Linked DNA regions of Homo sapiens: region 1 is linked to region 2. A link is a loop called in an ENCODE intact Hi-C map of the cell type or tissue named here. Cell type or tissue: B cell. All regions are shown on one strand. Each heading gives the region's core, and the rest is flanking DNA. Links, peaks and the distances in the headings are about the cores only. Region 1 holds the start of LOC124905983 (a long non-coding RNA gene). Region 2 has its middle 85 kb from the start of EHD3.

Region 1 (16,546 bases), core at 3,268-11,267, 60 kb after region 2:
GGTAATCGAAGGTATGAGAGAGGAGGGGAATAAAGGCCCACTGGGCTGATGATGGGATTTTTCAGTAGGGGGTAGAAGGGTTGTAGGGGCTGGGGAAGAAAGGGAAATTTAACAAGTATTGGCATGATCTATTTATTTCAATCCCCTTCAATGTCATTCCAGAGAGGAAATCATTACATTTCTCTTTAAGTCAGTTTTGGCTATTGAATCATGTCTCTTGAATGCTGTACCTCTGAGACTGGGTCATGTGGGCCTCTACTTTAATAAGGGTTATACTGTACTTGAAAATCACCGCAAGTGCCTTCACTACATTACCTCGTTCACTCCCCCAGCGCCCTTCTGAGGTAGGAAAATCACATTCTATCCCCACTTAGTGAAAACAAAAACAAAAACCAAACAGGGCACAGGGTACTAAAACCAAATCATAACAGAAGCCAAAGGTCATCCCCAAATTATGGTTCTTAATCAGGATGCTCATCGGAGTCACCTGAGGAGAGTTTTCAAAATACAGTCATGTGCTGCATTACAATGTTTCAGTCAATGAGGGACCACACGTATGACGAGGGTCCCAGAAGACAATAAGGGAGCTGGGAAATTCCTGTTGCCTGGTGACATTGTAGCTACTGTACACAACACAACGCATTATGTGTTTGTGGTGATGCTGGTGTAAACAAACCTACTGTGCTGCCAGTGGTATAAAAATCTAGCACACACATTTCCATAGAGTACATAATACCGGATAATGATAACGGCTATGTTACTGGTTTATGTAAATATTTACTATACTGTACTTTTTATTGTTATTTTAGGGTGTATTCTTTCTACTTATTTAAAAAAAATGTTAACAGTAAAACAACCTCAGGCAGGCCCTTCAGGAGGAATTCCAGAAGAAGGCATTGTTATTACAGGAGATGACACCTCCATGTGTATTACTATCTCTCAAGACCTTCCAGTGGGACAAGATGTGGAGGTGAAGACAGCGAAACTGATGATGCTGACCCTGTGTAGGCCTAGACTAGCATGGGTGTTTGCATCTTAGTTTTTAGCACACACAAAAATAAAAAAGTAAAAAATAAATTTTTTTAAATAGAAAAAACTTATAGAATAAGGATATAAAGAAAATATTTGTGTATAGATATACAATGTACATTTTAAGCTAATTGTTACAACAAGAGTCAAAAACTTTGTAGGCTAGGCGCGGTGGCTCATGCCTGTAATCCCAGCACTTTGGGAGGCTGAGGCAGGCGGATCACGAGGTCAAGAGATCGAGACCATCCTGGCCAACATGGTGAAAACCCCGTCTCTACTAAAATTACAAAAAAAATTTAGCTGGGCATGGTGGCACATGCCTGTGGTCCCAGCTACTCGGGAGGCTGAGGAGAATCGCTTGAACCCAGAGTTGGAGGTTGCAGTGAGCCGAGATCGCGCCACTGCACTCTAGCCTAGCAACAGAGTGAGACTCTGTATCAAAAAAAAAAAAAAAAAAAAGTCTGTAAAGTAGAAATGTTAATTTATTATTGAAGAAAGAAAATGTTTCTAAAAATAAATATAGTGTAGCCTAAGTGTACAGTGTTTCTAAAGAAGTCTACAGCAGTGTACAGTGATGTCCTAGGCCTTCACACTCACTCACCACTCACTCACTGGCCCACCCAAAGCAACTTCCAGTTCTGCAAGCTCCATTCATGGTAAGTGCCCTGTACAAGTATACCACTGTTTATCTTTCATACTGTATTTTTACTGTACCATTTCTATGTTTAGATACACAAATACATGGTGTTACAATTGCCTACAGCCTTCAGTACAGTCACATGCTAGGTCTGTGGCCTAGAAGCAATAGGTCATCATACCATATAGTCCAGGTGTGTGGTAGGCCCTACCATGCAGGTTTGTGTATATACATTCTATGGTGTTCACACACAATGACAAAATCACCTAACAATGCATTACTGAGGATGTGTCCCTGTCATTAGCAAGGCATGACTGTCCCCGAGGGTTTGACACAGCAGGCACAGGCAGGCAGGTGGGCATGCCGATTTTGAAAGAGCTCCTCTTGCCTTCACATGACAACCCACACCACACCATAAAAGAAATATCTTCCACTTTGCAGGTCTCTGCAATTTTGAAAGTTTTCGAGTCTAGAACACCAACTTCTCCATGGCCTGTAGAGGGTGATAGGGTGACAGCTTTCTGCTCCTACCCTGGCTCTGGCCACCTAACTCTCCAGAAGCTGGGAAGAGGCCAGTACACAGGGTGAAGCACAGCTAGTCTGCTGCAGAAAAATGCAAAAAACACCCACAGCTTTCTAGGGCAAGTGTTAGCCTGGGTACTTCTCACCTCCTTCCTAGGGTGAGGCTGAGCCAGGAAGGCCTTAGGGCTGAAGGACTCCTGGAGGAGGAGCAGACAGGGCCCTATCTCCCACCCCTCAGAGCATCACGTCCCAAGGTCCTCCCACCTCTCATTCCTCCTGTCCCTCCCAGCCTGCTCACATCTAGGTATGTTTGGTGGGCTCCCATGCAGGGGTCCCAGTATCAACTAGGGGGCATGGTGGGTGCTCCCATTACCCTACGATGGACACCCACACAGGACAGCTGTTTACATTGTGGATTCAGCATATTGAACTGCAGAACAGAATATTGAACTGGCAAACAAATGAGGTGAGAATCTTTGTTTTGAAAGAATTCCTCACATTAAAACTGGGGTCTTAGGGTCCCTTTCAAATGTTATCTTCCCAAATGTTTGCTTACAAATCATTAAATTCTTAACAAAAGCAGAAGCGAAGAGCTGAAGTGCTCCAAGTCAAGGACCGGGAAACCCGCAAAACAAAAGCAATGCTGGTTAGTGAATGGCTCGTGGTAGGTGGTTATATGAGTGAATGGACACATGAACAAATTCCAAATACTTGGAATGTATATTTTTTTCTTTTTCTTCTGCCGGATAGGAAACTAAAAATGCCTATTGAGGACTATAGTGATGTTATGAAAAACCTAGATTTAAACTGAGAAACTGATTCCCAAGCTAAAGATCAAAACAAGAGCAACAGCATCTATTAAGTGCTTCTGTGGCTGCTATTTTTTGATTTTTCTAATTCCCTAATTTTTTTATTTTTTGAGATGGAGTCTTTCTCTGTTGCCCAGGCTAAAGTGCAGTGGCACAATCTTGGCTCACTGCAACCTCTGACTCCTGGGTTCAAGTGATTCTCATGCCTCAGCCTCCCGAGTAGCTGGGATTACAGGTGCTTGCCACCATGCCCAGTTAATTTTTTTGTAGTTTTATTACAAGTTTTGCCATGTTGGCCAGGCTGGTCTCGAACTCCTGGCCTCAGGTGATCTGCCCGCCTCGGCTTCCCAAACTGCTGGGATTACAGGCGTGAGCCACTGTGCCTGGCCTCTAATTTCCTAATTCTAGAATCATAAGAAGTTGCAAACATTGTACAGTGGGTGGGTGCTTTGTGCTCAGCACCCACCTCCCTCTGCCCACCTAATGATTTGCTACTGTGTACTAAGGGCATAGTCTGTCTGGCTTTGTGCTAAGGGCTTTGCAAAGATTATCTCACTGATGCTCACAACACCTGTATAAGGCGTGATTTTGTAGCTTCAGTTTACAGATGAGGAAATGGAGGCTCAGAGGATCCAGTCAATGTTGTGGTTTCCTGCTTGGACCTTTGGGCCCAGCTCCTGGCTCTTCTTCTTGTGGCCTATGTGAATGCTACACTCAGAAAATGCTGAGACCTCTGTTTCTTCTGTAAAAAGGCAGATGAAAAATGCCTCCCTCTGATGAGTGCTTTGGGGAAAACCGTAAGAAACCATGTGTGATGGCCACTGGCCCAAGATAGGCACCTGCAATAGGACCCAAAGATGACGAGTTCCCGTGTGCACTTCTGCCTCCCCGAAGCTCGTGTCCCAGATTGCTCACAAGGGGGACCTCAGATGTAAACTCGAGCACTTTAAGAGCCTGGAGAACCTTGGTCAGGTGACCCATCCCACTGCACCAGAGATGGTGGGGACGTCAAGCCTGTGGTGGCTGTGACTAGAGAAGGTCATTAACTGGAGGTGTCAGCCCCCCAGCATCATCTAACACACCTGCACCACTGGGGCGGTGGGCTCCGTGTTTCTCCCCAGGCCCAGACATGGCCCCTGTTGGGCCAGTGATGGCCCAGCTAGGAGTGTAGATCCAGGGCCACCTCCTTGCCTGCAGATTCTGGGCGGGGTTCTCCCTGGGGGGCTCCAAGAGTGGCCTCCTCCATACTCAGGCTGCTCAGCCAGCTCTCGGGACACTGTCCCTTGTCTTAGAGACCCCAGCCCTCGCTACCTGCATCCTCTTCAGATTGGGGAAGTCCCCAGGTGAGATCTGGTGCTCCCGCTCGATCCGGCCATAGATCTCGGCCAGGTTGTTGACCAGCTCCTTCTTCTTGTTGTCCTTCCCGAACACCGAGGGCATCTCCTTCTTCAGAGAGCTGATGATGTAGGCGTGGACCTGACAAACAGGGCCAGAGAGAAGCCTTCACATCAAGACCCTGGACGGTCCCTTCCTTCTAGGATGGCTCTTGCATCATTCCTTCCCCTACATCCCTCCCGCCTCCTCCTGCTCCTACTTTTGAAATAATTTCTACCTCTACCCTCATGGCTCCATGTTGCTTGCAGGGCTGGGCTGTTTTTCTATGTTATGTGGGCAAGGTGAGGTTGTGGGGAGCTATGGTCAAGGCAGGGTGAGGTGGTCATGTTGCTGCTGCTGAAGGCAATACCAGCAGCTGACAGTTGCTGAGCATCTCTGAAGGTGCCAGACACTGTGATGAGGGCTTTGAGACTCTTTATTTCACTTTATCCTCCAACAACCCCTTCATTTTACAGATGCAAACAGAGGCACAGAGAGACTAAAGGCCTTGCCAAGGCTGGGAATCCCACAGACAGTAAACAATGGAGTCAGTTCCAATCTGGCCATCTGACCTGAGAGCTTGTAACCATGGCTCCCGCACTGTCCTGCCCCTTGGTGTCACACACATGATGCACTGGCTGTTGGAGGCAGCAACCCTCAGCTCGTGCAGCTGACCCCAAACTCTGGGCCCCTGCCCAAGCTGCCCACCTCCCAGGGGGCTGCCTCACCTTGGCCAGCCTGGCCCTTTTGATGAGGTCGTTGAGCTTGCGCAGGGCAGCATTTCGGGGCAGACTCTGGATGTCCCTGAATAGGTCCTGTTCCTCAGCCTCAAAGAGCTTCCGGTTGTCAGGGATGAGGAGGGGGTGGGACCAGAAGGAGCCGATGTAGACCCGGATCACCTCTGGGGTGTTCACGATCTTCCCCAAGGACCACATGAGGGCCCCGTACACCCGCATCAGCTGCTGCGTCTCGATCTGGTCAGCTTTGTTCAGCACCACTCGCATCTTGTCCTCGTGGTTCTTGAGGGCTTTGATGACTTCTGAGAACTCATCAGAGATGTCCAGTTTGTGGGCATCGAAGAGCAGAATGATGCGGTCAACCCGCTCGGCAAACCACTCAAGGACAGCTGCAAAGTCATACCCTGCCGGCAGAGGGACAATCAGGGGCTGGGGCCTTTGGGGTATAGGGTAGGGGTTTGGAGAAGCAGTCGGGTGTGGTAGAAATAACACAGTCTTGGGAGTCAGATCTAAGTTTAAATCCTGGCTCCTCCACATTTTAACTGTTTGGACTCCAGCAAATTACTCAATGTCTCATAGAATTTTTTTCGTCTAAAAATACTGTTAAATACTAAAATAATATGAATACCTAGTTAATAGAACTATGAAGATTAAATACTCTTAGAATCCGGCACTTAGTAGGTGCTCAGTAAATGCTAGTTACTTTTTTTTTTGAGACGGAGTCTTGCTCTCTCACCCAGGCTGGAGTGTAGTGGCACTGCCTCTGCTCACTGCAACCTCTGCCTCCTGGGGTCAAGTGATTTTCCTGCCTCAGCCTCCCGAGTAGCTGGGATTACAGGCATGCGCCACCATGCCCGTCTAATTTTTGTGTTTTTAGTAGAGACAGGTTTAACCATGTTAGCCAGGCTGAGTCTTGAACTCCTGACCTCAGGTGATGCGCCTGCCTTGGCCTCCCAAAGTGCTGGGATTATAGGTGTGAGCCACCGCCCCCAGCCAGCCACTGCGCCTGGCCTAGTAACTCTTATTAACGTCATTATTTCCATACCAGCTCCCCTATCCGTGCTTACTGTATTTAGCAGCCCGCTGGAAAAGAAAGTCTGGACACCTAATCTGACACAAAGACCCAGAAATTCTTTCTAAGGTCTGAAAACAATGAAACACTAAAAAGTAGATACTGATGATGGTTCAGACCATGCCTGTCACTGGTCTGGAAGAAATCTGCAATTCTTGTTATAAAAACATCTTGTTCTCACTCAGGCTCTTTCCTTTGTAATCAGCTGCAGCACAAAATTCCCAACTCTTGAAACCACAAGGGGTTTCTTCCTTAGGATGTGACTGGAACTCTGGCCACCCGCATCTTGGTTATCTAGCACTAAGCTGCTTTAGGTCAGACTGGTTACAGGAGCCCCAGAGAAGTTGTTCTGCTCAATCCCAAGTAGCTGTGGATCCAGTAGGAGCTGAAGTAGGAGGGTGGACCAATAGTCTATACATTCACTGACACCCAGAGCCCCAGTAGGTCTTACCTCTGTGTCTCAGGCTCCTCTTACATAAAATAGGAAGACAAGAGATAAGGAAGTGGGGCTCAGAGAAGTCAAGTGATTTGTCGAAGGGCACACAGCCCATGAGCAGCAGCAGTCGCATGAAGATGGAGGTGTTAGGCTTTCCCATTCTGAGTCTGAGCAGGGTTCTCAGCCTCTCCTCCTGCCACTCCCCCGTGGCATACCTCTGGCACCAAGGTAGGAGCCCTTTCTTGGGTACTAAAGTGACCAACCATCCTGGCTCCCCATAGCACAAGGGTTCCAAGGTGACACACACTGGGGACCCAAAGCTCATTGCCACCATCGAATGGGAAACCAAATCATTAGGAAAAAGCCTGCCCTGCCTCACAGAGGGAGGCTAGAGACCAGGCAAGATCATCAGGCAACTGCCTTGTGAGTGAGTCAGACTTAAGAAGCTCTGACTGTCTTTAACAGGGGTCCTGACTTAGCCTCCATCAGAATCCCCCCAGGGCTTCTTAAAACCCAGATGGTTGGACTCTATCCCCAAAGTTTCTGATTCAGTAGGTCTGGCGCAGAGCATTTCTAACAAGCTCCCAGGAGATTCTGATGCTGTTGGTCCAAGGGCCACACTTTGAATACCACTGGCCCATAAAAATAACAATAGCATTCAAAAGGTGTTCAGCACTGACCTAAGTACTTTATAATCATTCATTCCTTTAATCCTCACGATGACTCTGTGTAGGGTCATTAGACACTAATATCAGCCCCACTTCTCTGAGGAGTAACCAGAGATACAAACAGATAAAGGAACTTGTCTAAGGTCACCCAGCTGGTAAGCAATGGGCTGGGACTCAAGTCCAGGAAGGTAGCCCTGGAGTCAGTGCTATGAACCACTGCACCGAGTTGGCTTTCACTTTCAAAGGCTGTCATTTCAGACTAAGTAGCAGGCATCGATGGGGTGGGGGATGAGGATGAATGGAGCCAACGGAGCTAGGTTTAAAAAGCCTTTCCCCCACCCTGTGGCATCTAGTGAACACCCAGTGGGGTACATATTTAGGACGTGTGGAGGCACTGCCACAGGGGGTAGGGGGATGGGATCAGACGGTCGGGAAAACTTGCTGCCCTAAAGCTTCCTGGAGGACCCCTGTAATGTTTCCCTGGTGGCTGTAAGAGAATTCTAACAAACAAAGGAAGGTCAAACCCTCCTTTGGTTACCCGGATGCCAGTACTACTCCATTTTCAGCTCCTCTGTCTTTGGTAAATGAAGTGCTTCCAAGCATTCCCATTGCCATGTGATTTTCTCCAAGATCTGTCAGCTGCTCAATGAATATACAGCTCAACTAACACCTGAGCCTTCTCCCCCTGCTCCTGTGGCGTAGACCTATGAGGCTACGAGGAGCTTAGCCATCAATGGTCCAACTTCCTGATTTACAGATAGGGAAACTGAGGCTCAGGAAGGGGCAGAGCTGGCCCAGTATCTCCAGGTGCCATCCTGAGGATAGTTCCTGATGGGTGCGTCATCGAGGGCCTGGTGTGAACTAGATTTTGCCTTCTCTTTTGAACACAGGTGTCCTGTCTCGGCTCAGAGACAAGGCCCAGGAAAGTGCTTCAGAGGCTGCTCTGCCCAGTGGGCAGGGGCATCATCAACCCTCCCTCGGAGATGTTCACGCAAACTCTAGGAGTTAAGTGACTCAGCCAATACCACCCATGAGACACGACCCCTAGCCTCCAACTCGAAGTTCAGTGCTTGCTGCAGACGGTAAGATGTTCATGTCATTATCTCATGTCACCCTCACGACACGCTCTGAGGCAGGCAGCGCGAGGAGTATCGTTCTCACTTCCAGGGGAGGAAACTGAGGTTCAGAGAGGAGAGAGTCAAACAGTTGGCAAGTCGTGAGGCCAGATGACCCAGCTGTCAGCCATCCAGCCGTTCTGCACCTGGCCGCTCCCTGCCTCCCTCCCTCCCTCCCTGGCACGCAGGCACAGCCAGCTCCTCACTGGAGCCCGGGAAGCCTAAGCATTCCCACTTCAGGTGAAGCCTGCAGCCCGCACTACTCCCCTCCTTCCTACATCCCTCTGTCCATCCTTCCCTTCCCAGGGATGGCTCCAGCCTATTTTTATCTTCCCTTCAGCACAGCGCATGGCAAGGCTGCTGTCACCTCCCAAAGGCAGTCCCTCAGAGCTGTGGGTAGGGAGGGGCCAGAGGGCTAAGAAAATCCCCAACCCCCACCTCTGCAAACAGCTCACAGCAGGAGGGCAGTAGGGACCCTCCACAACTCCCTGCCAGGCCTCTGGCCTTCTGCTGCTCCTTATTCCCCAATCTGGATTTTAGCTGTGCCAGTGCAGGCCACAGGAGGGGCTGCTGGGAGGACCAAGACTGGGCTGCAGCTCCCTCTCACCTGTCCAGCAAATCTCAGCCCCAATATATTGGCTCAATGGCTCAGAACAGGCTAAGGCAGCCAGGGCAGCCAGTGTTGAGTCCTATGCTGACAAGGTAATGGAGGTTTATAGAGGGTGAGAGAAAGGCCCAAGGCCATGCAATGCTGGGGGTCAGAGCCAAGACCTGAACTCCAAACTCAACTCTTGCACTGTAGCCACGCCTCCACCAGGCTGGGGAAAACAAAGACACCAGAGAAGCTGCAGAGAAGGGAAGAGGCTCTGTCCCTGCAACTTGCTGCAATCCCTGATGACACCAGCGATGTAAGAGAAGGCTGTGTCTGCAAAGGCTGAGGGGCAGCAATATGTCCATGCTGCCAGAACAGGATAGACCCCTGCCTATCCCTGTCCCTGCCCTCAGTGGTCTTGTAGCATCATGCACGCTCCTGTTCTGCTCTTCAGCTCACTGAAATCATCCTCGGTGCACTGGGAGCTGGACAGGGCAGGGGCAGCACCTCACCCTTCTGGGCTTCCCCTGCACCCAGCACGGTGTGTGGCACACAGCAGGTGCACTATCAGTATTTGCTGAACGGAAGTGAAACGTGGAAAACGTGGAAACCTGTTCCACGTTTGGCATCTGGGAGACAGTAAATGAGTAATCTCTGGGCCTCAGTTTTATGGTTGAGGAATCAGTGACTCAGTCGTAGGGTTATTGTGAGGATCTAAACAAATCAGAGGATGCAGGTGAAACTGCTGAGCTGTGACCTTGGCTGTTCTCATTGCCCTGCTGTTTTTTGTAAAGCACTCCTTTTAAGCCCTAGTTTCTATGAGATGGGATGTGCTCTGTAGGAGTCACCAGAGGAGCACTGGCCTGGGTGAGTCCACCTCTCGTTTCCGCTTAGCCACTAACTTACTGTGTGTCCTTGGGCAAGAATCTCCCCTCTCTAGTCCTCTGTCTCTTTGCCTGTCAAATCAGGGGATTGAGCTGGACAACCTCCGAGCTTCCTTTCTCGGTTCACAATTCTCTGCATCTGAGACCAGAGGTGTGAGGGTGGGGAGTACAACAGGATGGATGGAGATTAGCTACAAGGGACCCTTTGCAGGCACAGCAAGAGAGAGAGGCTGCAGGCTGCTGTCTTACAGGCCTCGGGGATGCCTGTGTGAAGTCTGCCTCTGCCTGAGGACAGGCCAAGGGCTTCTGGGAACTCTTTCCGTGATTTTATAAGCAGAGGCCTCCTATTTGCTCTGGAAAGCTGCTATCCAATTACAGACTCAGTAATGCCAGAAGCTTCCAGCCAGGTGTGGCTGTGAAGACCATGACCATCAAGCAATGACTCCATGGGTTGCTCTGAAGCTCGACTTCCCTGCTCCTGGCTAACCCCGAGGCTGTGTCATCTGTAGGGTGGATATTTAGTTGTTCACTTGGCCTGGACTTAGGTGCAGATCTAGGAATGGCGGTATCTCAAAGGTATGGACTGGACCCAGTAAGAAAAAGGGTATGGTATAGGATTAGCTTTCTCATTTATTTGGCAAATCTGAACCTCAATTTTCTCAGCTGCAAAATAGGGATAACAAATGACTGAATGAGGGGTCTGTGGTAGAGCTGAATGAGGACTCTGTGGTAGAGCTGTGGCAACAAGATCTGACAGCACAGACTGCCTCAGCAGCTGCGGTGAGTGCTATGGCCAGTGACAGGCCCCCTTCCCCTCTCTGGTCCCAGCGATGGCTCTGAGACCCACAACGGTAGCTCTTGGGCACCTGCGGCAGCCCAAGTGTTCATGAAATATGGACTAGTGAGTCGGGGGAGATTCAAGCCCCAAGAGACAGAGCAGAGAAGCTGCCCTTCCTGGACTTCATAGCACAAGTCTGCTGGCTCTAAGAGGTCTAGTCAGCCAGCTCCGGGCCTGGAGACTGGGCAGCCTGCAGGGATCTATGGTCCCCTCCAACCGGAGGCTCCAGATGACTGGAAAGAAAGCACTTTGAAGTAATGCCAGGCAAGAGGAAATCAATCAGACAAACACAGTAAGGAAAGCCACCCCTTCCTCACCCGCCGGCTTCCATCATGGCCTGGCATGCAGTGCCTGGGCCCTCACAGGGCAGCATACTTCTTCGGGTTTCCAGCCACGTGACCTCATTCGCTCTTCATAATTCTCTGTATCCCAGGAGGTAAGTAGGGCATACACATCTTACAGGACAGGGAATCTGGACACAAAGAGATTAAGGGGCTTGCCCAAGCTCACACAGCCAGGTGGTGGCAAACTCAGGCCTGGAACCCAGCTCCTTGACTTGCAGCCCACATTCTCTTTCTATAACAGCTCACAGCCATGTGAGCCTGAAGCTCAGAGGCTGAGCCCTCAAACCAGGCACTTACTTGCGGTGGGTACATACAAAACCCCATCCCTCCCCAAAAAAATCTCCGTCAAGATTTAAAGGCATTTGAGCAAAAGAGGAATAACAAGGCATCAATTTCCAAAATGTGGGAAGAGTTTGGCTGACAACGGGGAAGAAATGCCACATTAGATGCTTCCCAGAAGTAACGGCAAAGAGCGGCCCGAGCAGATGGTTGGCAAGGCCTTTTGAAGGGCGTCAGGACTCGGCTGCTCTGCCCAGGCACAGGAGCGCCCACACAGGCGTGCCTGTACCGGCACGTAGTCTGGGAAGACCCAGAGGCCTTTAAGTGCAGGCTCTGCTCCAATGAGGGTGCCCTGGATGGGCTAGGAATGTGAGGCTGCAAGGATCAGCCCAGACCTGCCAAGGTCTGAGCCCTAAAGACCCCTAGAGGAAACCTGGAGATGAGAGGTTTGCCCTCATTCCTACCCCCTGTGCTCTTCCGGGGCAGGTGATGATAATGTGCTGAGAAGCCGTGGACCAGGAATAGGAAGACCCGAGTTCCCTAGATGTGTGATCCGGGCAAATTTTCAACCTGCTCTGGCCTTACTGAGCTCACCTGTGCAGAAAGGGGCCTGTGGGGAGGAGCTTCAAGCTGTGCAGTCTGTGATGTGAGCACAAAGCCCCGCCCTGCTTTCCTAAGGTGGCGCCTATGGGGATTTCTAGCTGGGAAGCAGCCAGGAAATGTGGTTCCTAAGCTCAGGACACTCAGCCTTCTGGAGCCCTCCCACTCCTGCTGCATCCTCACTTCTTCCCAGTAATGAGCCAGGCTGGGGCACATCCTGCCACTTCCAGGAACCACCTCCCTGTCTTCCTCCCCTGCCCACCCCAATGCATCTGCATCCAGAGACAAGTGCTGGCCCAGGACCTCCCAGAATCAGCTTCCCGGGCACCCCAGCCTTCTTCCCACAAGACACACCCCGCCCCAGGCCCAGTAGAGGGTCCACACCCTGAGCAAGGACGACCCTTTGCCGCCCTAGTCCAGCCTGGGGCCCGAGTGCTCCTTCCTGTGAAGCCTGAGGTCTTGGAGCCCTGGGAAGCAGCTCACTTTGCAGAACAGGCAGTCTAATATGGCCAGTAGGGGCCTCTGTGCCGACTTGATAACCATGCCCCTTTTTATCTGGTGAGACACAGCCCTGCGCCAGGTATGAGGCTCAGTGAGCAGAAGGTGGGCTGAGTTTCAGGTTCTAGATGCCCTCGTGTAGGACATAGTTGGCAGGACTATCCCAGGGAGGAAGGGTGTCCGGTCCTTGCCTGGGCTGGCTGGAGTAAGGCGAGAAGCACCCAGTCTGCTCTGTGGCCAAACCCAGAGCTCTTGGAGCCCTAGGCAAGAAGCCATGAGAAAGCAAGTTTTGTTCTATGCACACATTTGTGTGTGTGTGTGTGTGTGTGTGTGTGTGTGTGGGAGGGGGTTGCTGTGGGGAAGAGGGGAGTTGTGTATATGCAGGATATGTGTGAGGAGTGTGTATGCATGTGTGGGTGTGGGAGTGGGTGTGTGCGTAAAAGGAGGTATGGGTGGGGGAGGGTGGGGGAGGTGTGCGTCAGTTTAAACTGGAGCTATGTGTTCTAAGGCCAATTGTGAGAAAGAAAGGGGTTGGGCTCTGCACCCTGGAAACTTTACTCGTTTGGGGTACCACAGATAACTGAGGGTGTCTGACGCCCTTCCCCCAACTGTCCTGGTCTCCTCAGGGTGCTGAGGTCAGCACCGCCCCAGGCGCCAGCAGCCCAGTTCTAGCTCTTGTTTTTAACGCAGGCTGCTTTTGCCAGCAGCTGCATTTACAGTCTGGACTCAGGAAAGCAGAAAACAAACTGGCCTGCAAAGCCACTCCTGGGGCCATCATTTCTCCCAGAGGTAGGGGGACCTGGTGCTTAGTCAATGTGGGATGGGAGGCATTAGGAAGTGCAGGCAAGAACACCAAGGGCCTAATTTGCTTAAGGCAGTCACTGGGGTCCAAAGACAAAGGCAGGAGAGAGGTAGTGAAACCCCGTCTCTACTAAAAATACAAAAATTAGCTGGGTGTGGTGGCGCATGCCTGTCGTCCCAGCTACTCAGGAGGCTGAGGCAGGAGAATCGCTTGAACTCAGGAGGCAGAGGTTGCAGTGAGCCGAGATTACGCCATTGCAGTCCAGCTTGGTGACAGAGCGAGACTCCGTCTCAAAACAACAACAACAGCAACAACAACAACAACAACAAAAACAGAAATAGGAAAAGAATAGAATAGGATAGGAACTGAGGAAGGCAGGAGTCCCTGGGAACCAGCCTGCCACATACAGGTGCACAGGCTGTGCACTGCACAACTACAAGGGAAACTATTCACACAGATTACTCTGGGATTGTATGATAGGTGGTGCCAACTGACAGGGAGGGAGGGAGGAAGGTAGCTCATGGTGATCCAGACCCAGGGCTATGGCCCGTGTTTTCATATGGTCTATAGACCTCACAAGACGGCTGTGTGGTACATATCATTACCCCTTGTTACACATGGGGACACTGAAAATGTGACCTGTTGAGACACACACAGGTTCTAAAGCCCAGAACTCTGAATTCCTAGTACAGTGTCCTTGGAAACCGCAGAGGCTGGAGTCCTCTCTGGACCCGCTGGTCAGGCTACACTGGCCTTGCAGGTGCACATGTGACGTCCCCCAGGGAGTTCACACTGGGAAGGGGTGGCTTTCCCCAGCCTTCCTGGAGGAGTCCTGAGCTGCCTGAGTGAAACAGCAAATCCCCTTCAGGCTTAAACGCAGGGTAAACCCCAGATGAACCACTTGGGGTTGGGAATAGGTGGGTTAGGAGAAAGGGGGTGCTCCGGCAAACAAACCAAAGCAAGACAGAAAAACCACCCGTGCTGTCCCTCCACAGGGCCCTTAACAGGGAGCCAGGTGCTTACAGCGTGCGTGCTGGCTGGAAGGAGGGAGGCTCAGACATCCCTATTTTCCCAGGCCAGGGGTTCCAGCTCCCTATCACCTCCACCATACAGCCCAGAGATAGGGAGCCAGGAGATCAAGTCTTCCAAGACCCCCTTCCCAGGTGACACTGTGATGTCCCAGAATTCACAGGCCACCAATTACAGGAACTGCTAACACAGTTTCCCAAGTCCCTCCTGACTCAGTTGCTTCATTTCCCCTCTTCTTCCCAGGTCTCACCTCCTAAGCAAAGCAAGAGGTGGTAAGGAGGAAGGGCAGGGCTTTCCTCTCAGGATGTTCAGCCTCCCCACTCCCTCCCACCTGCTACAGGATGAGGACTCCAGGCTGTGTCTTCCCTGGAGGGCTGACTCGGGTTAACCTGGCCCTTGAGCAGGCTGCTGACCTGGAGGGCCTCTCTCACTGTCTTCCCTTTCCACTCCCAGCCATGGCAGCTCACACACAGGCATAGTGTAGCCTCAAAGAGCCGAGCCTGGCCCTGCACCACACACCTGCCCTCATCAGAAGAGAGCTGCTTTCTGCAGAGAGGACACCAAGGCAGCTCACAGGAGCACTGGACAGAAGCCCAGGTCTGGCACTAGTGGCCTGCACCTGGGCCAAGGGCCTGCACCACTTGGGCCTCGTCAATACACAACTGCAGGAGCACTGGCCTGTCACACCATGAGGCTGTGACCTCTCCTCTGAGGGGTCTGGGGTGAGCAGTGCTGGCCTGGGCAGGCCATGCTCTTGCAGAAAGAGCAAAGGTTTCTGGGCCCCACTATTGTGGCACAGACATGGGCAGGGCAGATCTGTGTCCCAGCCAGAGCCACAGAGCACAGAGGGTGAAGGCACATGCAGACAGTCACCTACCTAGGTCCATTCAGGCAAGAGTTCTAGCTGCTTCCCAGAGAACCCCAGCAGTTCAAAGCCCTTCCTTACCCATAGGCTGACTTCTGAGTGCTGATGTGGCTCCAGCCCTGGCAACTAGCTCCAATATTGGGGTGGGCATGGCGTCATCTGATTTTCTTGCCAGAGATACAACACATGGCACAGAGAGGGTAGTGGGCTATACAGGACACTCAGCAAACTGTGCCAGGACAGGCTGGGGGTGGGGGCCCAGAGCAGTTGTTTTTAGCTTTTGATAGCATCTGCCTAGCATTTTAGAGTTAGAAAAAAGAAAACAGGCTGGGTGCGGTGGTTCCCGCCTGTAATCCCCAACACTTTGGGAGGCCAAGGTAGGTGGATTACGAGGTCAGGAGATCGAGACCATTCTGGCCAACATGGTAAAACTCCGTCTCTACTAAAAATACAAAAAATTAGCTGGGTGTGGTGGTGCACGCCTGTAATCCCAGCTACTTGGGAGGCTGAGGCAGGAGAATCGCTTGAACCCGGGAGGCAGAGGTTGCGGTGAGCTGAGATCGTGCCACTGCACTCCAGCCTGGCAACAGACTGAGACTCTGTCTCAAAAAAAAAAAAAAAAAGAAAACAACGATGATGATGATGATCATCTATAATCCCTCATGGTTACTAGGTACTTGCTATGTGCCAACCAGAAAAGGCTTTTTATCTTAAGCATTTCTTTTAATCTTCAAACAACTCTGTAAGATGGATAATACTATTCCCACCCCACCCGCCCCCACCGCCCCACACCATTTTTCAGACAAAGTAACTGAAATAAAGAAACCTGCTGAGGGTCACTGTGCTATGAAGTGGCAGAGGCAGGCTTAGAACCCTGCCAGCCTGACTCCAGAGTTCTGTCTTCTAACCACCATACCAGGCAACCTCCTTTAATGAGCAATTATCCTGTATTTATCTGTAGTGAACAGTTTTTGAAGTGCTTTCACTACCTGGTTCCCTCCTCTTATGACCCAGGGCACTGATACCATTGAGCTGAATTTCTCTGTATGCATTTGGCTGCCCTGCAGAGCTGCAAGCTCCCCAGGAACTTAAGAAGCAAGCCAGGATCAGGGCCATGGAAGGTGCCCCTTGTAGCATGAATAAACCCAACGAGGTAAGACTGATATTGATGTCTTCATTTTACAGATGAGAAGACTGAGGCCAGCTATCTCCTGAGCTACGGTGGACCTGAATTCCCCTCTCCCGACCCCTGCCAACCCCGGCCTAGGACTGCCCCAGGTAAAATGATCCCACACAGCACAGGAGAAGTGCCGGCTCACCAAGGGACAGCATGGCCCTGGGTGCTTCTCTTCTGGTATGTAAGAGACTGAACGTGCCAGAACCATGGAGCCCACAGCCAACACCCCTCAGGCAGGT
Region 2 (16,062 bases), core at 4,358-12,357:
GCATGTGAACATATCCTAAGCAGTGCACAGCGTATGTGTTTTAAAATTCACACCCATTAACCACCACAATGACTAACATTAAAAAGACTAAAAATATCAAGTGTGAATAAGAGGTGAAGGAACTGGAACTCTCACACACTGCTAAGGTAGTAAAATGGTACACCCAATTTGGAGAACTGTTTATGAGTCTCTACTAAAGCTGAAAGTATGCATACCCTCTGACCCAGCAATTGCTGAGCATATACCCAAGCGAAATGCTTGCACATATGAACCAGAAGAAAAGTCCAAGACCGATCATAGAAGCACTGCTTGTAATAGTCCCCCAAAATTCCCAAATGTAGATCCCCAACAGAGTTCATAAATTAATTGCAGCATATCCATACAATAGAATACCAGCATACCAAAGAAAATAAATAAAATCCAGCTTCATACTTCCATTAGGATGCATCTCACAAACATAATATGGAATTAAAGAAGCCAGACACAGCTGGACATGGTGGCTTGCACCTGCAGTCCCAGCACTTTGGGAGGCTGAGGCAAGAGGATTGCTTAAGCCCAGGAGTTTGAGACCCACCTGGGCGACAGGGCGAGACCCCATTTCTAGAAATAGAATTATTTTTATATTTTTATTATTATTATTTTTGAGAGAGGGTCTCCCTCTATTGCCCAGGCTGGAGTGCAATGGCATGATCTCAGCTAACTGCAACCTCTGCCTCCTGGGTTCAAGCAATTCTCATGCCTCAGCCTCCCCAGTAGCTGGAATTACAGCCATGTGCCACCAAGCCTGGCTAATTATTGTATTTTTAGTAGAGACAGAGTTTTGCCATGTTGCCAGGCTGGTCTTGAACTCCTGGCCTTGGCCTCCTAAGGTGCTGGGATTACAGGCGTGAGCCACCATGCCCAGCTGAAAAAAAAAAAATTTGTTTTAATTAGCCAGGCATGGTGTCACCCACTTGAGGTCACAATTATTTGGGAGGCTGAAGTGGGAGGATTGCTTGAGCCCGGGACGTAGAGGCTGCAGTGAGCCATGGTCATGCCACTTCACTCCAGCCTGGGCCTGGGTGACAGAGGGAGATCCATCTCAAAACAAAAACAAAAACCCAGACGCAAAGAGTTCACACTGTATGATCACATATATATACATTTCAAAAACAGGCAAAACCAACCTCTAGGGTTAGAAGTTTGATCGTGGTTACCTTTGGAGGTATGTAGTACTCGGGGAGAGCCTCTGGGAGGGCTTGGTCATGTTCTATTTATGTGAGTGCAGGTTACCAGGCCAGGTCACTTTTCAATAATTCATTGAACTGTTCATTATGATTTGTACATTTTAGGTAAGTATGTATGTATATATATCATTCTTCAATAAAAAGTTTCCTTTGGAAAAGATCTACATTCATGATATCATATTGTGATAGCCTTCTGCAATTCCTTGTTTCTACTCAATGTTATGCTTCTAATATTTATTCATCTGGGCCCATTTGATCTGGTTTAGCCATTTATCCATTACATGGTGCTTTATTACATGCCAACATTAATTTTTTTATCCCCATACCATTGGATGTTTATGCTGTTTATCATCTTCCCTTTTCAATGTAGCGAACAATTTTGAACATGCCTCCTTCTGCAATGCATGAGAGCTTTCCTCTAAGGCACATAGCCCACACTGGAATTTTGGAGCATACCTTCCCCATTTCTTTATTTTCAACTGTTCGTGTCACGTTTTATTGAGTCTCTAATAAATAATACACATAGTTTGTGTATGGTTTGGCCTCTTATGAATAGCATGCATGATGGACGTGTGTGTTTAAATGCAATCTAAGGATATTTCTCTTTTAACTGGCAAAACAATGTGTTTACATTAATTGTGATTAATAGCCTATTTTGACATTTCTATCATCTCATTTGGTGTGTCACTACTGACCATGTTCTTTCTCTTTTTCTCATTGTCTGCTGTTGGCTTAATCAAGCATCCCTGTCCCCCGACCCTTCCCCTGCCCCACCATTCTCCCCACCTCATTCTTTATATGAGTTTCGTGCTTCTACATCCTATTTCTATTCTTTTAGAAGTCATCTCTGTATTTTTAGCATGCACACTTGATTCAGCAAAGCCTATGTTTAATTAATATTTCTATGTTGTCACCAAACAGGATGAGAAGCTTAGAATGCATTAATTGATTTTCCCCTCTCTTCCTCCGTGTGGCTATAATCAAGTGTTTCAGTTTCACTTTAACACTCTGATTAGTCATTGTTGTTATTCTTGTACAGGCAAATATTTAGTTTTACTCATACGCTTACCTTTGTTTTTCTCGTTATTGCTTTCTTATTCCACTCCCTCCTTCTGGCTTCAATTTCCTTCTTTTAGAAACACACGCTTTCATAGTTTTTCAGCCAGAGTTTGTGAATGGCAAGCTCTGTCTCTTTTTGTTAAAAAAAAAAAAGGCTTTATTTTGCCCTCATTCATAAATGATGATTTTGCTGAATTAGCTGCTATTGATTTAGCTGAGTAGTTATATTTCCCAAACCCTTGGAATGTATTTTTCTGATGCCAGCGTAATTGTCTTTCTTTTGCAGGCACTATCTCTTCTCTGGCTGTTTTTCTTCTGTTAAAGTATTCTATTTTAAGGTGTTCTGTTGTCTAGGCATGGATTAACTTTTTACCTATTATTCTTGGAATTCACCATGCTTCTTTATCCTGAGAACTTGTTTTCAAGTCTGGAAAATTCTAAGCCCTTATTTATTGCAACATTATTTCTCCTCCATTCTCTCTATCCTTTCTTTCCTTAACTTCTAAATAGATTTGTACTGAAACTTCTAATTCTATCCTCCATGTATCTTTAGGCCTCATATTTCTCATCTCTATCTCTGTGGTGCTTTCTGGGTAATTTCCTAGGTCTACATTTCAATTATTTAATGATCTCTTCAACTCTGTCTATTTTCATGTTTAAGTAAATCGAGTTTTTAGTCTTAGTTTCTTTACTTTTATTTTCATACATTCTGATTTTTTTTCACATTCACTTGAGTTAGTACAGACTAGGTTATGCTACAGAAAGAAAATAATCCCAAATTTCCCAATCTCCATGATTGAATACAGCAATAGTTTATTTCTCACTCCTTTGTACCCAGTGGATTTTGGTGGGGTCTGTTCTACACGGTCACTCAGAGACCAAGGACGAAAGAGGCTCCATCATCTAGCAGTTGCACTACCTGGAATATGAGGCTTACTGGGTGTCTGCAACAGGGAAACGGACATCTGGAGGATGTCACATTAGCTATCCTATGGCCAATATTGGAATTAACACGCAGCACCACCTGCCACAGACCACTGGCCAGAACAAGTCATGTAGCTCTACCAAGTGCCAGTGCATGGGGAATTTTGGTAGTGCTTCGTATGTGATGATCGACACTATTTCCTTTTCCATTTATTGTATTTTATCATTGTGTTCTACTCCTTCTTTCATCTCTTTAAAACAAGTAAAATGCTTAGAACAATGCTTACCATGTAGTAAGAACTTCACAGAAGTGTTTTCTAACATTTTAAGTACAATTTATTTTTAACAGATTTTACAAGTTCTCATAGTCTAATTCTTTCCTTCAATGTGGAATATTTATTCACATAGATCATTTTTTTTTCATTATAAGCTTATTCTCAATGAGTGTTCCGTTTCCTGTGGTGAACTTGTGCTCTGTGGGTTGGGGAACGATTCCCTATAGAGCACATGTGTCTTCTGTGCTTTTATTGCCTTTTTATCAGTTCAAAGGTGAGCTTCTACCATGTGTGCTGGGTAAATATAGACCCCACACCTGGAATTTTGATTTTTCATATAAACTTTTTGTTTTCTTTTCTTCCCAAGAACTCTGAGTAGATACAATGCTTTCTTGCTGCTTCCACAGGCTAATGAATAGTTTTTTCTCTCCCCTCTTCATGGGTACTCTACATAGGGTGCTTTCCAACACTACAACCGATTCTCTGATTCTCTGGACACCAGAGTGTCCAACAGTTCAGATCAATTCTGACACTAACTACCTGGAGTTATCACAGACCTCACAGCCTAATGGCTCAGTCTCATAAGACTGCCCCTGCTTCAGTGCCAGGCCTCCTGTACTTCTGGCCAACTGGCTATAAATAGGGGTTCCCATGCCTCTCTCCTCATGTTTGATAGTTTGCCAGGACAGCTCACAGAACTCAGGAATGCACTTTACTTACATTGACCAGCTTATTATAAAGGATGCAAATGAGCAACCAGATGAGTTCCAGGCATATAGGGAACATAGGAAAAGGTCTGAAGGGTCCTAAGTGCAGGAGCTTCTGTTCTATGGAGTTGAGGTGCCCCCATCTCCTGGCACATGGATGTGTTCAACCCGGAAGCTCCCTGAACCCCATCGTTTAGAGGTTTTTTATGGAGGTTGGATCACATAGGCACACTCTATTATTAACTCAATCTCCAGCCCCTCTTCCCTCCTGGGGAGGATGGGGTGGTGTGGGAGGGTAGAGTGATGCTAAAAATTCTAGGCTTCGTATCAAGGCTTGGTCCTTTTGGTAACCAGTCGCCATTCTGAAGCTGTCTAGAAGCCCACCAAAAGTAACCTCATTGGAACAAAAGATACTCCTATCACCTAGCAAGTTCCAAGCAATTTAGGAATTCTCTATCAGGAACCAGGGATGAAGACCAAATAGAAGTTTCTTATTATGCCATAGGTACTATTTGGTATAGAAGTTCAGCTTTCTACCTCCATCAGCCTGAGAACATCTCATCTTCACCTGTGGATGTTAAATCCCTAAGCCAAGCCATGAGGACCGATGTCCTGTTCCCAAGCCCACTGGACTGCTCAGCCATTGCTCTTGACAGTCTGACTTGGAGTTTTCTCTTCTCTGGAATCTGAGAGTTTCCTTTTCTTTATTTTGAGCTCAGCTGGATATTAAAAAATTATATTACAGTTTCTACAACATTTCTATCTATTTGAAGCAGCAGAGGAACATTCATTTCCTTAAACTTCCATGTTGCTAGAAGTTTTAAGAGGTTATATTTTAGAATCCTACTTGTAATCCTATTTATTTTTTGTGTTAATGTACATCTTAGGACCAACTGCCACAGCAGTCAGATTCCAAGCATCAAAAAGATTTAGATATCCTACTTTTGCACATTCTAGTTTTTCTTATGCTGTCAGTATCCATCACTGGCTACTTTTTTCTATATTTGCAAATATTTCCGGGGTCCATATTTTAATTCCTAATTGCCATAGAGATTCATTTTATTAAACAATAAACATCCATCTACTGGTAGGAAGACATCCTTCCAACAAAAATTTAGCTCTGACTACGTATGAAGCGTTCTGCAATGCCCTAAAAGGAAAATAAAGATGAATCAGCCTCAGATACTGCCCCAAGTAGCTCGCAGTCTATCTAGCAGGAGAAATACAACATGTGCACAAATAACCCTAAGACCAGGTGGACCACGGTGGTGGCTGAAGAGACCTGGGGAAGAGTGTTTGGAGAATTCAGAGACGGGAACGCTCACGTATATGGAGGGAGGAATTGGAGGAGGTTTCACAGAGGTGGCATTTGCATTGATCCTGAAGGATAGTGTATTGTTTTCTATCGCTGCCATAACAGATGACCACAAATTTAATGGATTAAAATCACACCTATTTTTATTATTCCACAGTTCTGTAGGTTAGAAGTGTGGGTACATGTGGCTCTACTCAGTCCTCTGCTTAGAGTTTCACGAGGTCAAAATCAAGGTTTTGGCAGGGCCGTGTTCCTTTTGGGAGTTTCTGGGGATGAATCTGCTTCTAAGCTCATTGTTGGCCGTTCCTTACAGTTGTAGGACTAAGGTCTTCACTTCCTTGCTGGCTGTTAGCTGGGGGCTGCCCACCTTCTCCTCATGCTTTCCACGTAGCCTTCAGCAATGGGGGTCAAGTCCCTCTCACGCTCCCAATCTTTCTGTTGAGTTCTGCCACTTCTCTTCTGACTCCAGCGGGAGAAAGTTCTGTGCTTTTAAGGGCTCATGTGATTAGATTGGGTGCACCTGGATGATCTGGGCTACTCTGGCTTTTTTTTTTTTTTTTTTTTTTGACAGAGTCTTGCTCTGCCACCCAGGCTGGAGTGCAGTGACACAATCTTGGCTCACTGCAACCTCCGCCTCCTGGGTGCAAGCAATTCTCCTGCCTCAGCCTCCCTGTAGCTGGGATTATAGGCATGCACCATCACACCTGGCTAATTTTTGTATTTTCAGTAGAGACAGGATTTTGCCATGTTGTCCAGGCTGGTCTCTAACTCCTGACCTCAAGTGATCCACCTGCCTCGGCCTCCCAAAGTGCTAGGATTACAGGCGTGAGCCACCGTACCCAGCTGTACTCTGGCTATTTTAAATTCTGTAACCTCAATTACATCTGCCAAGCCTCTTTTGCAATGCAACATGATATATTTACAAGATGCAGGGATTGGGGCATCTTTGAGGGGCCATTATCCTGCCTCAGTATGGATAGACTTTACATCTGCTGAGCCATGCCAGAGGGCTCTTCAGCAAGAGGGAGTGGGAAGAACAAAACCATAGAGGCAGTAAACCACATGGAAGGGGCAGTGAGAACAGCCAGCCTTGCCTGGGGTGCTAACCAGTTAGTTTCCTCCAAATGATGAGATATGTGTGCAAGCTCTTGCACAGAGTAAGACCTTCTGAACCAGAGAAAGCCAGCCACAGATTCCTGTCCTAGGGCATGTAGGCGTTCCCCGCTGCTCATCTCAGTTCTGTCAGGGAGATTGCTGTTGTAGCGTTTCTACACTTCCTGTGTACACCCTGTTCCTCCAGATGTAACAATGTAGAGCCAAGCACCTTCAACAAATAAAATTTATTTACTATTACATTTGTTGCACAAAGTACTGGCAAATCAGAAGAAGAATATAATAGTTGCCCATAATCCGGACACTCAGAACAACTGTTAACACTGGTGTTTTATGAGGTGCCTTTAACAGGCAGCTTTCCGTGTCTATTAATGTTCTTTCTCAATGGTATTTTCTATTGTATGGATGGCACTGTAGTTTATTTAATGGACATTTGGCTTACTCCCAAGTGGTTTTGCTCTCATAAACATGGCTGAGATAGCATAACAAGAGTTGTTTTGACAGTCATGTTAAACAGGATGTCAGCAGGCCCTCAGTGGGAATGCGAAGGGGAACTTGGGGTGGTACAGCTGTGTGAGGGTGAGTGGCTCCTTTCCTAGTTTCTTCATCCTGGCCTCTTAGCTAAACCCCTGTGTACTGCTTTGTTGTTAACTTGGTCCAGCTGCACCCGAGAGCTCATTGAATGGTTCACTTAAGAGCTATGCATTTCACTATGTGTAAATAATCCTCAATATTTTTTAAAATTAAGTATGTCCTAGTTCCAAACCAGCAAGATCTTGCTGTTTTTGTGCACATTCACATAAATGGGATTGGATGTAATAAAAACCAAAAAAAAAAAAAAAAAGGCACAGAGAGGAGCTGGCTGGGCGCTGGCCTCCAGCATGGGACGGTAAAGGGAGTAGTTACTGGGAACAGGCTCAGTTTGGTGAGGGGTGGCCACCACACTGCTTTGGCCCTCAGCCGCCTCATTTGCATGAAGCCCCACCTTGCTGGCTTGTGCTGTGGTGGGGGGTTAAGACCCCGTATATAAAAGTCCAGCATGGCACCTGAGATGAGACAGGGAGTCAACATAGAGGAGCCATTCTTGAACCTCCAGGAACTTTTCCGGGGAGGTGCAGTCGGCGCTGGGCTGCTGTGCTCTGTGGTTTCCCCTGTGGGTTGGTGGTGAGTCAAGGGCCCCCTGGGAAGAGCAGAAAGAAGACAGGCGCTGGGGATGTTGCTAACTGCTTATTTCTGAGGGTCAGAAAAACCTCAACTCAGTACAGCTGGGCTGTGCCCTTCAAGGGTGGAGCCTGAGGGTGGAGTTAAGTAGAGAGAACTCTGGAAGGGGGTGAGGCAGGGGCCAGAGGAACTGGCAATTCTGCCTGAAGGAGGTGGGCCTAGGGTGCCAGGGGAAGATATCTTTTTCTTCCCAAAGCAAAAAAAAAAAGGAAAAATGACAAGAGCTCTGCTCAGAGCCTGGCTCAGGGCTGCTTAAATGTCTCTGCTGGCACCACTATCCTAGCCACTGCCTTTACAATTTCATGTGGGAAATGAACACGCTTACTATGATGAAATATCAATCTCATGCAGATTTTGAAGGGATTACGTATACACACATCTGCTTTGGCTTTGAGGTTATTTATATTTGAACAGCAAGCTGCGTGCCTTAAGTTCTAGTTATTAGGAATGTGTAGGCCATGGTTTATACTGATGCCAACCTGCTTGCCTACATACTGTAGGGTGAACCATATCACCCATAGAAAACAAATTGATAGTGATGAAACAAATATAAATTATCATTAAAGACCAAAAAGACCAGCAATTTTAAATCACGACCCATTCAAGACAACAGTGATGGTCCTTTGATTACACTGCGTCCTTCTAAATGACTACCAATGGGGACTTCCAGTGACTTTTGTGGACACTTACCCCATGGAAGTCTGCAGGATGGCTTGCTGCTGCAGGTAACTCTGGGCAGAAGAGTGGGTTGGCACCCCCTTTAAGCCTGACAAAATTCCTCATGTGAGTTTATGAGTTCCAAATAATAGTAATAAACTCAATAACTCACTAGGTAGGTGTTTGGTAAATGATCTTTTGATGTAAAAATGAAATTGTATAAACATTAAAGGAGGATCAGTGAGTGGCTTATCGGAACCATCCTCCCAGTATTCCCCGGGGTTAAATGTTATACCCTGAGAAGGCTTGACAAGAGCTCTGAATCATCTGAGCTGGTTATTGAAAATGCAGGTTCAGGGCCCCCCTTGCAGAGATTCTGGTTAAATAAATCTAGAGTGAGACCCAAGAATCTGAATTTTAAACAAGCCCTGGAGGTGATTCTGATGCATGTGGTCTGCAGATACAAATTGATGGAAAATGCCCAAAGAGAATGGGGCCCCTCTCTGCCAGGTGTTAAGAGCACCTGCTATTCTGAGCAAATGCTATTCTGAGAGCATTTGCAGGCTGGAGTCTGCCTTTATGAGCTCTGGGTGGGAAGGTAGTTCAGGCTGGTTTATACAGCCACATACAGGGAAGACAGTGAAGAATGCCCAAACATAGGGGGTGCTCTATGCTGGAGAAATGTTTAGTTTAATCCTTGAGTTGCGACAGGTTGGCAGGAACTAAAGATCTCTTAGAGAGGGATGGGCCTGAGGCATGAGAGACGCAGAGGCCAGGTCCAGAGATGCAGCGTGGAAGGGAGGGGACCATGGAGAAGGATAGAAGGACATAGCAGAGGGGATAAAGAGAAAAAAACGCATGTACACATGACACCTATTATAATTATATGTTGAGGGCTTTGCCTGTGTCAGCCCATTCACTCCTCAGCACAGCAGTCTAAGATGGCAATAACATTCGTTTTTTACATGAGGAGACAGTGGCTCCCAAAGGTTAGAATAAGAATGGAAGTCAGAGTTTTATTTCAGGACCATGTGGTTCCTAAGCTCTCACTCTTGATTTTGTGTTTCTTTAGGCAAGTAAATGATGTTTAGCCACTATACCCATCTATATACGTATTCATTATTTCATTCATTCACTCAACATGAATGAGCTCCTGCTAAGTGCCAGGCACTGAGACAGGGGCTGAGGATTGACAGGTGGACAAAAGAGACACTGCCTTAGATCTTAATAGGAAACATGAATATTAAACAGTCAGACACGTAACTATAATTTTGCAAAGAGTTGGAAGAACTGAAAAGGAAAATTGCAGGTTCTGTGAGAAATAAAGCGGGGACCCTTAATTTAGAGTGGAGGGTCAGAAAAGGCCTCTATGGAATGTTGGACTTGAAGGATGGGTAGGAATTAGCTAAGCTCAAGTGTGGGGAAAAATGTCCCAGAACTGTGCTGTCCAAAAGAACTGTTGTGCTGTCCAATATGGTAACCATCAGCCACATGTGACTAGCAAGCACTTAAAACGTGTCTAGTGTGACTGAGAAATAAATCTTAAGTTTTGTTTAATTTTAATTAATGAAAAAATACATATTTCTTAAAAACCACATGTGGCTAGTGGCATCTGTATTGGACAGCACAGCTCTAGAACAAATGGGAAGTTTAAGCAAAGGACCTGAACTGAAAAAGGGTTTGATGGCTTCCAGAAGCCTAATTTGTGGTGGGTACAGTGGGGAGACTGAGACAGCATGAGGCCTGAAGGGAACAGGGCTCAGAGTGTGCAGACACTTGAAGGAACAGGGCTCAGACTGTGCAGACACTCAAGGGAGCAGGGCTCAGAGCATGCAGGCACTTGCAGGCCTCATGAGGGGTTTTCAATTTTACTGCAGTGGGGAAGTTGTTGAAGGATTTTGAGGAGAAGAGTAACTTGGTCAATTTTTGTTTTAAGATCACTTTTCACTGTAGCAAACGGATCAGAGGGAGCTAAAGTTAGAGAAAGGAAACCAAGGAGTAAATATTGTCATTTCCTAAGAAAGAGATGTTGGTGGCTCAGCTTAAGGTGGATACTGTGGAAATGAAGAGACATGGGTGGATGTGGTATAATTTCTAGATAGAATGGATGGAACACACAGTTTTAAACATACAGAATCCAGTAGCCTAGGCCTGTGTTGTCTAATATGGTAGCCGTTAGCCCCTTGTGGCTCCTTAAATTTAAATTAATTAAAATTAAATGAAATAAGTCTTTCTGCACTGTACCATTCACATTTCAAGTGCTCAAAGGCAACACGTGACCAGTGGCTGCCATTATTGTACAGGGTAGCCTTTAGTGAACATTCCTGTCATTGTAGAAACCTCTACTGGGTAGTGCTAAAGTCACTTGGAGAAATGTTTAAAAATGGATCTAGAAGAGGTCATCAGGTCCAACACCCTCACCGTGGAGGTGACATGCTGGGGGACACTCAGCTGATTCCTGGGTGTTGCTGGAGTGGTGCCTAAACCAGGCTCTCGGGTGGCAACCTTTTCCACCCAAAGCATCAGAAGCATCATGGGCAGAATTGCCTGCTTCCCCAAGGGCTTTGTATCCTGAGAGAAAGGCCCTGCTCCAAGAGCACAGGGCAAAGCAGTTCTCACTCCTCCCCAGGCTTTTATCCAAGAGAGGGGAATGGGAGCAGAGGGGAAGGGCACATGGGTGGAGTAATGAGACCCACTTGTCAGAAGGCTAAACTAAAGCGTTACCAGCGGTGTTTGTCTAAGGAAAGGCTTCTGAAAGGCTCAGGCCTGATTTTGACTCAAACCATTTAATAATTCTATGGCAGCCTGAAAAAGAAAGGCTGAGATAGAAACAACAGAAATACAACCACCATTATTGTTTCCAGCTAACATGGCCTATCACTGGAGGCTCAGAGAACGTGTCTTTAGTTACTTCTGCAGAAAATAATGCATTGCTTTCTGAAAGCCACACACCACCCAGGCCACTCAGTCCATCCCCTCACTCAAGAAACACCACAGAAATGGATTCCAGAGAAATCCGATCAGCATACCCTTGCCACACAAGGCAGGACCCCAAGTGACCCTTGTTGTCTCCAGAAAGCATAAGGAAGAAGAAGAAAAAAAAATCCAAGGTACCAAATCCTCCTGGTGACCTAGTAATCTGGGAACAATTAAGCGAGTTCACAGGAAGTAAGTAAAGCGAGGAAAAAACTTTGTTTTCATCACCTCTGAGTTTCTAGTTAGGGACAGGGCTTGGCTCAGATAAGTCAAAAGGAGGGGAGTGGGGAGCTGCTGGAGGAGCAGGCTTGGGGAGGAGAGGAATGCACAGTGGGAGGATACCTTGGTTTGCTAAAGCTGGGACACACTTCACTGTGGGACCATGGGTTGATCTCCACCTCCCCTACCCTGGCAGCTCAGGACTGCAGGACTCAGGGTCACAGGCCCTAGGAGATGACCAGATCCCACCTCAATGGCAGCAGTGGTGCCCTGACTGTCTTCTAGTATTTCTTGTTGCCCTGTGCCCTCTTGGAGTATGGACAGATGACGCATGACTATGCCACCTCCATGTGTCATATCCCTCGGTCAATACTTGAATTTCCATCTCTCACATTTGTATTGTCATTACTCTTGAATAGGATAACAAGGATGGGCTACCATTAGTTGAGTATTGCCTATGTGCTGGGTGCATTGCTAAGGGCTTCATGTGCATTATCTCAATTAAACTTCACAATCACCCTATGGGACTATTGTTATCTCCACTTTACCAGTGAAGAAAATGAGGCTCAGAAAAGTGAATATGATATAGCAATCATTCTCCTGGGTATTTGCCCAATTGAGTTGAAGACTTAGATCCACAAAAAAACCTGCACATGGATGTTTACAGCAGTTTTATTTGTAATTGCCAAAACTTGGAAGCAACCAAGATTTCCTTCAGTAGGCGAATGGATAAATAAACTGGTACATCCAGAGAATGGAGTATTATTCATTACTAAAAGAAAATGAGCTATCAAACCATGAAAAGGCATGGAGGAAGCTTAAATGCATGTCACTAAGTGAAACAGCCAATCTGAAAAGGCTACATATTGTGTAATTCCAACTACATGGCATTATGAAAAAGGCAAAACTATGGAGACAGTAGAAGCATCAGTGGTTATCAGGGGTCTGGGGGCAACAAAGGATGAACAGGTGAAGAACAGAGGATTTTTAGGGCAGTGGAACTACTCAGCATGATGTTGTAATGGTGGATGCATGTCATTATACATTCGTCCAGACCCTTAGAATGTACACCAAGAGTGAACACTAATGCAAAGTATGAACTTTGGGTGATAATGATGGGTCTGTGTAGGTTCATCAATTGTAACTAATGTACCGCTTCAGCATGGGATGTTGACAGTGGAGGAAGCTGGGGTTGGGGGTGATATATGGGAAATCTCTGTACTTCCAACTCAATTTTTTTGGGAACCTAATACTGCTCTAAAAATTAAAGTCTAGCCGGGCACAGTGGCTCATGCCTGTAACCCCAGCACTTTGGGAGGCTGAGGCGGGAGGATTGCTTGAGCCCAGGAGTTTGAGACTGGCCTGGGCAACATAGCAAGACCCTGTCTCTACAAAACTGAAAGATTAGCTGGGCATAGTGGCATGTGCCTGTGTTCCCAGCTACTCAGGAGGCTGAGGTAGGAGGACTACTTGAGCCCAGGAGGTCAAGGCTGCAGTGAGTCATGTTTATGCCACTGCACTCCAGCGTAGGTGATAGAAGGAGACCCTGCCTGAAAAACAAAAAGTCTATATTAAAAATAAAAGCATCAGCATCTGTTCAAGGTCCCCGCACTAGTGACCAGTGTAGCTGGAACCCAAGTGCCGGGCTCTTCAACTTCAGATACTACGTTCTCCACCTTTATGGTGTCCCATATCACTGCAGGCTTTCATACCTCACAAATACTTTTGTTTTTAATTAACCACTTTAGTTCACAGTGATCCTATGATGTCAGCATTAATTCTATTTTCCAGATAAGGAAATAGGCTCAGAGAAGTTAACTAATTCACTCACGTCATGTACTGGGTGGGTAAGTAGCTGAGTCAGAGCTTGAATCTGGGCTGAACTACTCAAATCTCTGTGCTCTTCTCAAATAACACACATCATCCAGACACTCATCTGATTAAGCAGACACACAGTGCTGTCTGAGCTGATTACTGCACCTGCAGTAATCGCCAGGGATAGCGATATGACTCTATCAATATGACCTATCCATATGACTTCTGCTAGACCTTAAGTCATTCCACCAGCTGCTGGCAGTAGTTGGAGCCTATGTAGATGTGGGCCACATCACCACCAAAGCAAGGTGCATGAAAAATGCTTTGTCAGTGGTTCACACCTAGAAAACAGGGGTGTGTGACTAGTGGAGAGAGAAGGAAAGAGGGTGGTAACTGGGTTAGTGTGCTGAAAAACCGATATCCAAGCCCAGCACCTCACTTCTCACCAGAGAAGGCTCAGCTCTTCTACCCACTGAGCCTTCGGATGTGGGGCCATGGGTAGCCAGACCTCCTGGTTATAGGGGAAAGCTTACAGCAGCAATGGTCATGGAGAAGGCCCTTTGGAAACACTGAAGAACATTTAAAACTCCCTTCTCTCGGCTGGGCATGGTGGCTCACGCCTGTAATCCCAGCACTTTGGGAGGCCGAGGCAGGCAGATCACACGGTCAAGAGATCGAGACCATCCTGGCCAACATGGTGAAACCCCATCTCTACTAAAAATACAAAAATGAACTGGGCATGGTGGCACGTGCCTGTAGTCCCAGCTACTCAGGAGGCTGAGGCAGGAGAATCGCTTGAACCTGGGAGGTGGAGGTTGCAGTGAGCTGAGATAGTGCCACTACACTCCAGCCTGGAGAGAGAGCGAGACTCCATCTCAAAAAACAAACAAACAAACACAACAACAACAACAACAACAACAAGAACAAAACTCCCTTCTGTCTCTGTCCTTTCTCTAAAGGCAGTTTGACAATGTCCTTCTTTCCCTCGTAAGTGGAGAACTTGCCTGATTTTAATCCTGGGCACATGCTGGTCTCCTCTCTCCTTCTGGCCCTCTTTCTTCCCCTTGCTTCTAGGCCACATGCCTTTCCTTATTCTCTCCTAGGAAGGGAGGAGATGGAGGGAGCTGCCCATGTTTTCCTTGAGTTTTGGCAAGAGTGTAGGGTTTTAAACCTCAGTGTTAACTAACCACTCCAGAATACTGCAGGAATAAACCAGGAAAGCCAAGAGAACCCACAGACCCTCTGAAGGAAGTGGATTGCCCCTGCAAAACCCGGGAGACAGCCCAAATACTGTGAGTGCCTAAGCTGTGGAGGTGGGAAAGGGGGATCGTCTGCCCCCAAACACATACCCTCACTGGGGAACCTGAGGGTCTAAATTATGGGAGAAGATTCTGACCTTACCTGGAGCTAAGTCAATTTAGAAAGCTGAGCAAAATACAGTGGTAGAGGAAGCAGTGGCAAAAACCCTGTGGGCTCTGAGTCTCCTGGGAAGCTATTTCAGACTTGTCTGACAGGGGTCCTTGGGGAGGGGAGGAACTAAGAAAAGACCACAGGGAGAAGGAAATCTCCAGCTGAACTTTGTAAAAATTCCAACCAAACGCAAAGTTTCCTGGCCAGAACTCAGGGGAGGGCATGAATCTGTTGTGCAGAATCCACAGGTGGGGAAGCACAAAAGCCCTACTTGCTTTTGCAGCTGGGAGGCTTGTAGCCTGGGGCAAGTTCTCAGCCCTGTTCACCTGCTGGCTGGAAACAGACTGTTGCTGTTGATGGGGCTGGGTGGGACACAGTGGGAGTGAGACCCACTTTTTGGGTCATGTGGAAGCTGGTTGAAGAGTGTGACTTCTGGATTTCTCCCACTTCCTTGACCACCTGCATGACATAGCAGAGGCAGCCATAATCCTCCTAGGAACATAACTCCAATGACCTGGGAACCACAGCCCCAACCCCCACAGCAGCTGCAGCAAGACCCACCCAAGGCTCAGACACGTCGAGCCCCACCCCCACCTGATGGTCCTTCCCTATCCACCCTGGTAGCTGAAGACAAAAGGCATATACTCTTGGGTGTTATAGGACCCCCAACCCACCGCCTGATCCTCCCTATACTACCACAGCTGATGCTCTCTTGAAAGCACCACCCCCTGGCAGGAGGCCAACCAGCACAAAAACAGTGCATTAAACAACCCAAACTACGGACCCTCTCAGAGTCCAATTCACCCCCTGCCACCTCCACTGGAGCAGGTGTTGGTACCCACAGCTGAGAGACCGAAAGACAGTTCACATCACAGGACTCAGTGCAGACAACCTGTAGTACCAGCCTGAAGCCTGGTAGACTTGCTGGGTGGATAGATCCAGAAGAGAGATAACAATCGCTACAGCTCGGCTCCCAGAAAGCCACATCCCTAGGAAAAGGGGGAGAGTACTACATCAAGGGAACACCCTGTGGGACAAAATAATCTGAACAGCAGCCTTGAGCCCTAAATCTTCCCTCTGACATAGCATACCAAATGAGAAGGAACCAGAAAAACAATTCTGGTAATATGACAAAACAAGGTTCT

The links. A loop is a pair of places that touch in the nucleus more often than their neighbours do. Peaks named below come from ENCODE experiments on the same cell type or tissue, not always from the same donor. Only the 100,000 strongest peaks of a DNase experiment are listed, where the experiment ranks them.
Region 1: a loop joins it to region 2, with 6 times the contacts of the local background. A loop is called at or near these places in 5 of 110 quality-filtered maps.

Annotation. Positions count from the first base shown.
Region 1 is chr2:31,249,476-31,266,021 of GRCh38, reverse strand. It overlaps EHD3 (EH domain containing 3), which reads right to left. Exons shown (of 6, transcript NM_014600.3): 4 at 5,100-5,512; 5 at 4,309-4,473. It overlaps LOC124905983 (a long non-coding RNA gene), which reads left to right and starts at 82. Exons shown (of 4, transcript XR_007086270.1): 1 at 82-2,654; 2 at 8,175-8,366; 3 at 16,316-16,546. RefSeq lists enhancers at 8,853-8,902, 8,988-9,815, 12,767-12,846, 13,127-13,176, 13,217-13,296. In B cell, for the core only: no CTCF peak of the experiment used is centred there; DNase peaks (open chromatin) are centred at 7,501 and 9,651; H3K4me3 peaks cover 1,979 bases; H3K27ac peaks cover 4,298 bases.
Region 2 is chr2:31,310,630-31,326,691 of GRCh38, reverse strand. No RefSeq gene overlaps it. Among named protein-coding and RNA genes, the nearest start is that of EHD3, 85 kb to the right of the region's middle. RefSeq lists a silencer at 7,837-7,906. In B cell, for the core only: no CTCF peak of the experiment used is centred there; DNase peaks (open chromatin) are centred at 6,721, 7,201 and 7,801; H3K4me3 peaks cover 895 bases; H3K27ac peaks cover 1,862 bases.